Linked DNA regions of Mus musculus: region 2 is linked to region 1. Evidence: chromatin contacts called from ENCODE POLR2A ChIA-PET data. All regions are on one chromosome and are shown on one strand. The core of a region is the stretch at or near the end of the contact, and the rest is flanking DNA. Distances in the headings are between cores, read along the strand shown. Region 1 holds the start of Polr3d (polymerase (RNA) III (DNA directed) polypeptide D). Region 2 holds the start of Nudt18 (nudix (nucleoside diphosphate linked moiety X)-type motif 18).

What was found. ChIA-PET counts read pairs that join two places held with the same protein, here RNA polymerase II (POLR2A).
Region 2: POLR2A ChIA-PET joins it to region 1 with 15 read pairs in Patski. The contact joins the promoter of Nudt18 here to the promoter of Polr3d in region 1. POLR2A ChIA-PET finds 5 or more read pairs at or near these places in 4 of 5 experiments (Patski and embryonic stem cell).

What each region holds. Positions count from the first base shown.
Region 1 is chr14:70,441,543-70,445,161 of GRCm38, forward strand. It overlaps Polr3d (polymerase (RNA) III (DNA directed) polypeptide D), which reads right to left and starts at 1,929. Exons shown (of 9, transcript NM_025945.3): 1 at 1,791-1,929; 2 at 1,409-1,578; 3 at 810-853. The coding sequence starts at 1,573. It overlaps Mir320 (microRNA 320), which reads left to right and starts at 1,968; the gene lies at 1,968-2,049.
Region 2 is chr14:70,576,196-70,579,814 of GRCm38, forward strand. It overlaps Nudt18 (nudix (nucleoside diphosphate linked moiety X)-type motif 18), which reads left to right and starts at 1,629. Exons shown (of 3, transcript NM_153136.5): 1 at 1,629-1,915; 2 at 2,717-2,930; 3 at 3,139-3,619. The coding sequence starts at 1,754.

The sequences.
Region 1 (3,619 bases), core at 679-3,178:
GCCAGTAAGTACACTACGAGAATCGGCACCCAACCCTTCGCTATACCTTTGACATCTCCCATAAAGCACGGCCTTTAATTTCCTTCTACTTTACCGTCTTGTCAAAATGTGGGCCTTTTGTTTTGTTTGTTGGTTTTTTAACCCTCTAAAAGTAGAAAGGCTGGAGAGCAGAGGACCTTAAGGCAAAGTTGGAGAGTTCAGCCCCACCTCGGCAGAAACAGAAGGTAGCTGAAACTATAAGAGATGGAGCCTACTGGGTGGTTACCCAGCTCCTAAAGGAGAATAGAAACTCAGCCCTTTCCTCTCCTTAATTTCTTTCTTCCCTTGGGTATTCCGACTGCATTCATTGCCATACCATGAACCCAAAAGCAAGAACCACCTGATTGATCGTGGACTAAAATCTCCAAAACAAAATGTCCCTCTCTGTAAGCCAATTATCTCAGCTATTTATTACAGAAAAAAAACAAAACAAAACAAAAACCAAAAAGACCCTCTAATGCAAAGTGCCCTGGAGCTAAGCGTGGAGGTGTACATCTTAATCCCAGCACTCAGGACACAGGTCTGAGAGGCAAGCACATCTCTGGGAGTTCTAGGCCAGCAACCTACATAAGTGAGTTCCAGGACATGCAAGGCCATGTAGCGAGGCACTGTCTCAAAAAGAAACATGCCCCTATATAACCCAGGATTGAAGGATGAGAACCACTGGTGAATAAGCTAATAGCGTAAGTTAAAATCTCTAGGCCACACAACCTAATTACGTCCCCAAATTCAGAGCTAACCGGGGTGAGTACTGTTCATTCATTACTTACTCTTCTTTGATCTTCCGACTGATGATATTTGGGGTGAAGGTTTTCTGAAAAGTAAAACACAGTACTGTATTTTCGATGTGCTCAACTGACCAACAGTCCTGGGATGGCTTAGAGAGACAGGTAGACTATCACCAGTAGCCCCCAAGGCAAAGCTAAAATGCTTTATCCTGTGTTTGCTATTCCTTTTCAGAGCTACTCGGTACAGTTACATCTACTGTTACACACATAACAGGAGGGGACAAAGAGCAGTTACCGGCATGCCTAAGATTCATCACTTACTAGATTATTAGTTTTCAATACTGACATCCACAGAGTTATGAACACTCGAAATTGCAAGTAAAGCAATTTTGTCTGGCTTTCAAGGGATTTTGTAAGGAGCCCAGAACATAATAAGCACTTCCGGATGTCTTGAATCAACTAGATTCACTGTCTTTTAATTGCCTAGGAGACCCTGTCAGTGTCCTGTACCAGCACCTAGGTTTGCAGGTCTCTCTAAAGGCTGACATCCCACCAGGGGCCCAAGGCAGCACATGAATGAACATCACGAGTCGCCTCCCTACGGCCTGGGTGGGTTTCTATACAAACGCGCTCGCAGGTACCTTCTTGACTCCGCCAAGGGTGAGGTCCCGGGAGCGGATGGAGGGAAGGCGACCGGGCGTAAGCGGGGGTGCGGGCCGCCGGCCGATCAGCCCCCGGCCCCCAGAGAGAAGGGGTCGCGGCCCTCCAGGATTGCTGGGCTCGCCCGCCGCGTTTCCTTCCGACATGGTTCCTAGAAGAAAGTAGGCAACAAAGTGACTCCAAGGGCTGGACGCGAGGACCCTGGGCGGAACCGCACCCACGTGGCCTCCCGCCCCCCGCCCGTGCGTCGCTCTCGCTGCAGCTCAGCTCCTCCCCGTCCCACGTGGCGAGGCTTCCCGGAGCGCCCCACCCCTAGCTTTGGACTCCGTCACCTGCCCTTTCCCTGGGGACTTCGTGACGCACCTGCGTGGAGGCTCTGCGCCGAGTATCACAACCTCACCTCCGACTAGAGCAACCACGGGCCGCGGGTCTCCGGGCAAGGCGGAAGTCTGCGTGGCAAGGACCGGGCGCTGCCATCTTACCCTGGGGCGGAAGTGACATCAAGGGGGCGTGACCTGACCATAGTATTTATCCGACGGTGCCTCGCCGCCCTCCGCCTTCTCTTCCCGGTTCTTCCCGGAGTCGGGAAAAGCTGGGTTGAGAGGGCGAAAAAGGATGTGGGAGGTGGACTGTAAGCTGTGCCGGGGTGTGACTCGTGGGGGCGTGTCTCGGCCCCTGGCAGGGAGTAGAGGTGCGGTCCTCGGGGTCGGAGGTGGAGGGGCTCCAAGGTCGCCTACCTGCTGTATGTGGAGTCCACACTGCGCAGCCTCTGGGAGCAGTGGGGTCGCCGCTCGGGATGGGGCTCCGGACATAGGGAGCTTAGAGCCCTCAGGCCGTGGCTGGCTGCAGCCTCCCTGCGTTGACCTTGGCGTGGTCATTGCACCTTCGGGCTCGACCCTTTGCTCGCGTGCGCCTTCCCTTGCCGGTCCCTGGGGTCTTGGGGTGTCACCCTTAACGCAGTTTGGACAGAGCAGCCAATAGCTCTTCTCATCTACCTGGGCCCATGACTGCTTAGTCAAATCTGGGAAGCCTTTGGAACTGAAGTTTGCTCTTCAACTGGAAGGGTTTTTGTTTTTTGATTTTTGGTTGGGAGGTGTGGGTATTTTTAAGACAACCCTGCTCTGTAACCCTATCTAGTCTGGAACTTAAGTAGACCAGGCTGGCCTCGAATTTGCAGCAGTCCAGTCTCTTCACTCATCCCTCAGTTGTAGGGATTACAGATGTACACCACCAATCCCAGCTGAAAAATTTTTTTATTGTAATGTGTGGTTGCAATCTAATCTGGGGGGGGGGGAGTCATTTAATGTTACACTACAGCGACCCCAATACAAATAAAAAGGTTATGTAATTCTAGGGAAGGAACCTATTTCTGCTGGAATTCCATAGGCTGCTAGCATTAAAATATTTTTGATGTACTGTAATATTGTGCCACACAATAGTGTATTCTTTGTCGGAGACAAATGACCAATGGGAGGATATATATGTGCATATTTATATGTATATATCGTAACTTGTTTCCTTAATGGGGCACTTACTTTAAATAGGTATGTTGTTAGAAATAGCTAGTGTACATTTGATACATCCAACTTTTTTGCTTTCTTGTAGATTATATCCCTAGGAAAGAGTTTCAGAAAATGTACATATTAAAAGTATACTTTGCTGGGCAGTGGTGGCACACGCCTTTAATCCCAGCACTTGGGAGGCAGAGGCAGGTGGATTTCTGAGTTTGAGGCCAGCCTGGTCTACAGAATGAGTTCCAGGACAGCCAGGGCTACACAGAGAAACCCTGTCTCGAAAAACCAAAATAAATAAATAAAATGAAAATAGTAAATAAGTAAACTTCATTTTGATGTCATACATATGCAGTTATTTAAAAAAAAAAAAGGGGGGGGGGGAAATTATGTGACAAGCCAGGCATGTTGGTGCATGCCTGTAAACCCAGTACTTGGGAGGAAAAAGCAGGCAGGTCTCTGAGTTTACACCAGCTTGGACTACAAAGTGAGACACTGATGGTGATGATGATGATAATGATTCAGCAGAGCCCAAATTCTGTTTACTTTGTTTTCCACAATAGTAAGATCTAGCACTTATATCAAAACCAGAATATTGACATTTTTGCAGTCATGGTACAAGACATTTCAGCATGACAGGAATCCCTGAAGCCGCCCTTTCAGATACAGCCAGCCTCCCTT
Region 2 (3,619 bases), core at 379-2,878, 130 kb after region 1:
GTAGGGGAAGAGAGAGGTGGAGAAGAGAGAGGAGGCCTTTAACAAGTGGCTCTGCACCCTGGGGCCTGATCTTGACCCTCTGCCGATGACTACAGTTAATTTAGAAATAGGAGGTCTTCAGTGGCCTCAAGTCAGAAGTGTCCAAGTGCCTGAAAATACTGTGGGCCACTAACAGTGCCCATCCAACCTCACGTAGATTTCCTCTTCAGGGAGTTTGCATCAGCATCGGGGAGAAGAAAGGCTGAGACCAGTCCCGGAGGGCTGAGATCGCCTGCCAGTCAAGTCTACAGAGCACAGATGTGGTTTTGTGGTGCTGGGAATTGAACTCAGGGCCTTGTGTATGCTAGGTAAATACTCTACCGCTGAGCTATACTCCCCAGTTTCACGGTGTGTGTGTTCTTGTATGTGCAGGTGTGCTCTATGGACTATGGCTTTGAGACCCTACCTGGAGAACAGGTGGGCTGCCTGGTGACGGTGTTCAGATAGTGCATGGCTTCTCCCAAGCTCTCTTGGCTTCTCAACAAGTATGGAAAAGGAGGGCTGTTACAGACCTACTGTACAGATGAGGACATTGAGGCCACCCAGGGCACAGAGCACGTCAGTCAGCAGAGGCTGGATGTCTGGCTTTTAAACTCCAGAGCTTTGTCAGTACCATCAAGCCACTGTCCCCCAAAGGAGGTACACAGAGCCAGCAGTGGGGGAGGAAAGGGAAGTCTGGGATGGGGTGAGGAGCCCAGACTTGGCCTGCTTTGTGGATTCCTCTCAGCTGGCCCTGCCTTCCTGTCCTGAGTGGAGGTTAAAGAAGCTCAGAGGAAGAAAGGTCAGGCTGGGAGAGAAGCAGGAGCTGGCCAAAACAACCCACACCCTGTTCCTCATGACCAGGCCCTGGACGCTGGGTAGGAGGGCACCACCCCTGCCCTCTAAAGATGGAGTCTGTTTCAGAAGCCTGGGAAAAGCATTGGGCACAGGATCGGATGCAGGCTACAGTGCTGACTTCAATCTCCCTTTCATTCATCCCCCCCCCCCTTAGCTTCTTCTCATCCCCAGCCTTGTCCCACCTTGACCACCTGTCCCATCCCTCCTCTGAGGCTTGTCAATCACGTTCCCCATCCCCCACCCCACCCCCAAACCAATCCTTTAGCCTCGGACTCTTAAAATGCCCTGTGTCCATCGACCTAGACAGATCAGAATTTCTAACGCAACGTTATGTGCCTGAGCCATACCACATTCAGAGCATTTTAACGAAGTCAGAAAGTTATTTGGGGCCTATTCGTCGTGAGCACTTCTGTGGTTCGTTTATGATAAAAGCTGGACAGTGGGAGCGAACGGCGGAGTCTGGGCTTCCGTAATGTCATCGGACGAGTGACGCCATCGACCCTGGTCACAGTGGTGTTCATCACCCTACAGGCAGGATGACATCACCGTCGGAACCCGCGCGGACAAGTGCGTGCTGGGTGAATTAGCTAATCGCTAGGGAGAGTGTGAAGTGAGGCTGAAACCCAGGAGAGGAGGGGGCAGAGGGAGGATCCCGGCGCCCCGCCCTCCCGATAACCGCTGCGAGCTGGCCAATCCGGGCAGGCCGCAGTGACGCGCAGCCTATCAGCGACCAGGTCTCTCCCGGAGGTTCCGTGTTAGTCTTGGCCCTCAAGTCAGGGGAGGGGGCGAGGGCGCCGCGGCCCACCGCAGCTCAGGTCCCGGCCGCTTGCCTCCGGGGGTCTGGCAGGTCCCGGCTTGCCACCTCCCCGGAGACTTGATGGCCACGGAGGGCCTGGCAGGGGCGCTTGCCACCGTGCTGGGGGGAAAGGGGTTGCTGGTGCAGAGCTGTGACTCGGAGCCGGCTGGGAAGCCGCTGTTTCCCGTGCGGCTGCGGAAGAATGTCTGCTACGTGGTGCTGGCCGTGTTCCTCAACGAGCAGGTGAGCGTCCGACCGGCCGCTGGCCTTCGGCTGGTCTCGGGAGCGTGCCGCCTGCCCTGATCTGAACAGGCGAGCCAACGGCCGCTGCCTGTATGTGGCGCTTCCCAATGTTGCAAAGCACTCTCAACACTAGCAGCTGAGCTGAGATCGTCCTTCTGTAGACTCTATAATATGGAAGGAGAAGCCGAGGTCCCGGGGCGGTTTATCTCATCCACTAGACCTCGCCCCCCACCAGGAGAGGCCTGTAATATGCCCCCTTCCTTTCCAGGAGTCTAGACTCTCCCGGCGCCTCGGGAGAGTAATGGGGAGCTTACATGCAGGCCTCCGATCCTGTGAGAGTTCTTTTTAGTGATCACTTCTGCACAAGTCAGCGTTATAAAATCCTGGCCAAGAAGGGGTAGGTTGGTATAGGGGTGGAGCTAAGTTTCAAAGCCTCAGACCCTAGATTGAGGACTTGACACAGGCGGTTTGTAAGTCCCATGGGAACAAGAGCAAGACAGTGGCATAAATGAGTCAGTATAGGAGTGGTGGCAACCTTCAGGAGGAAGCCTCCTAGAGCAACGCCCAAGGTCCTCAGCCCCTTTCTACAACAGAAGTCCCTCTGGGTTTGAGTTACAGCAAAGCGGAGACAGCCACTGCTTTCAGCCATATCAGGGCCTGACTCCTGAGGATCCAGCATCCTAAAGGTGTCTGTCTACCAAGAAGGGAGCTTTGGGCTGCCATCCAGGTAGGGGCTACTCTTCTGAAGCCCCCAGACTGGCTGGGTAGGAGTGAAGATTGTCTCACTTCCCTCCCTCCCAGGATGAGGTGTTGATGATACAGGAGGCCAAGAGGGAATGCCGGGGGACATGGTACCTCCCTGCAGGAAGAATGGAACCAGGAGAAACCATCGTGGAGGCCATGCAGCGGGAGGTGAAGGAGGAGGCAGGGCTGCTCTGTGAGCCAGTGACACTGCTGTCCGTGGAGGAGAGGGGCGCCTCCTGGATCCGCTTTGTGTTCCTCGCTCGACCAACAGGTATCCCCCACCTAGTGACATTTCTCACGGTCCCTCATCCATAGCCAGCCATACTGTGGGCTTCTGCTTATGGCCATTGACCTACTACGGGCTAAGAGCTTTTGGGGGTCTCTCTCTCTCTGGAGTGTTGGGGTGGCCATTTACTCTCTCAGGCTCAACCCTTCTCATACTGGCCCTCTTCCCACCCCACCCCCCAAATCTCTCCTAGGCGGAGTTCTCAAGACTTCCAAAGATGCTGATTCTGAGTCCCTCCAGGCCGGCTGGTACCCACGGGTCTCCCTGCCCACACCGCTTAGAGCCCATGATGTTCTGCACCTGGTAGAGCTAGGCGCCAAATTCTGCCAACAAGCCATGCACCCTCTCATTCTGCCTCAAGAGCTCCCCTGCAGTGTGGTCTGCCAACGGCTGGTGACCACCTTCACAACAGTCCAGTCGGTGTGGGTGTTGGTGGGCACGGTGGGGACACCTCACTTGCCCATCACTGCCTGTGGCTTTACCCCTATGGAACAAAGGGGCGGCATCAAGGTGGCCATCTTGAGGCTCCTACAGGAGTGTCTGACTCTGCACAGTTTGGCAGTGGAGACCAAGGGGTTGCTTGGGTTGCAACACCTAGGCAGAGACCATGTGGATGGTGTCTGCCTGAATGTGCTGGTGACCGTGGCTTTTCGGAACCCAGGAATCCAAGACGA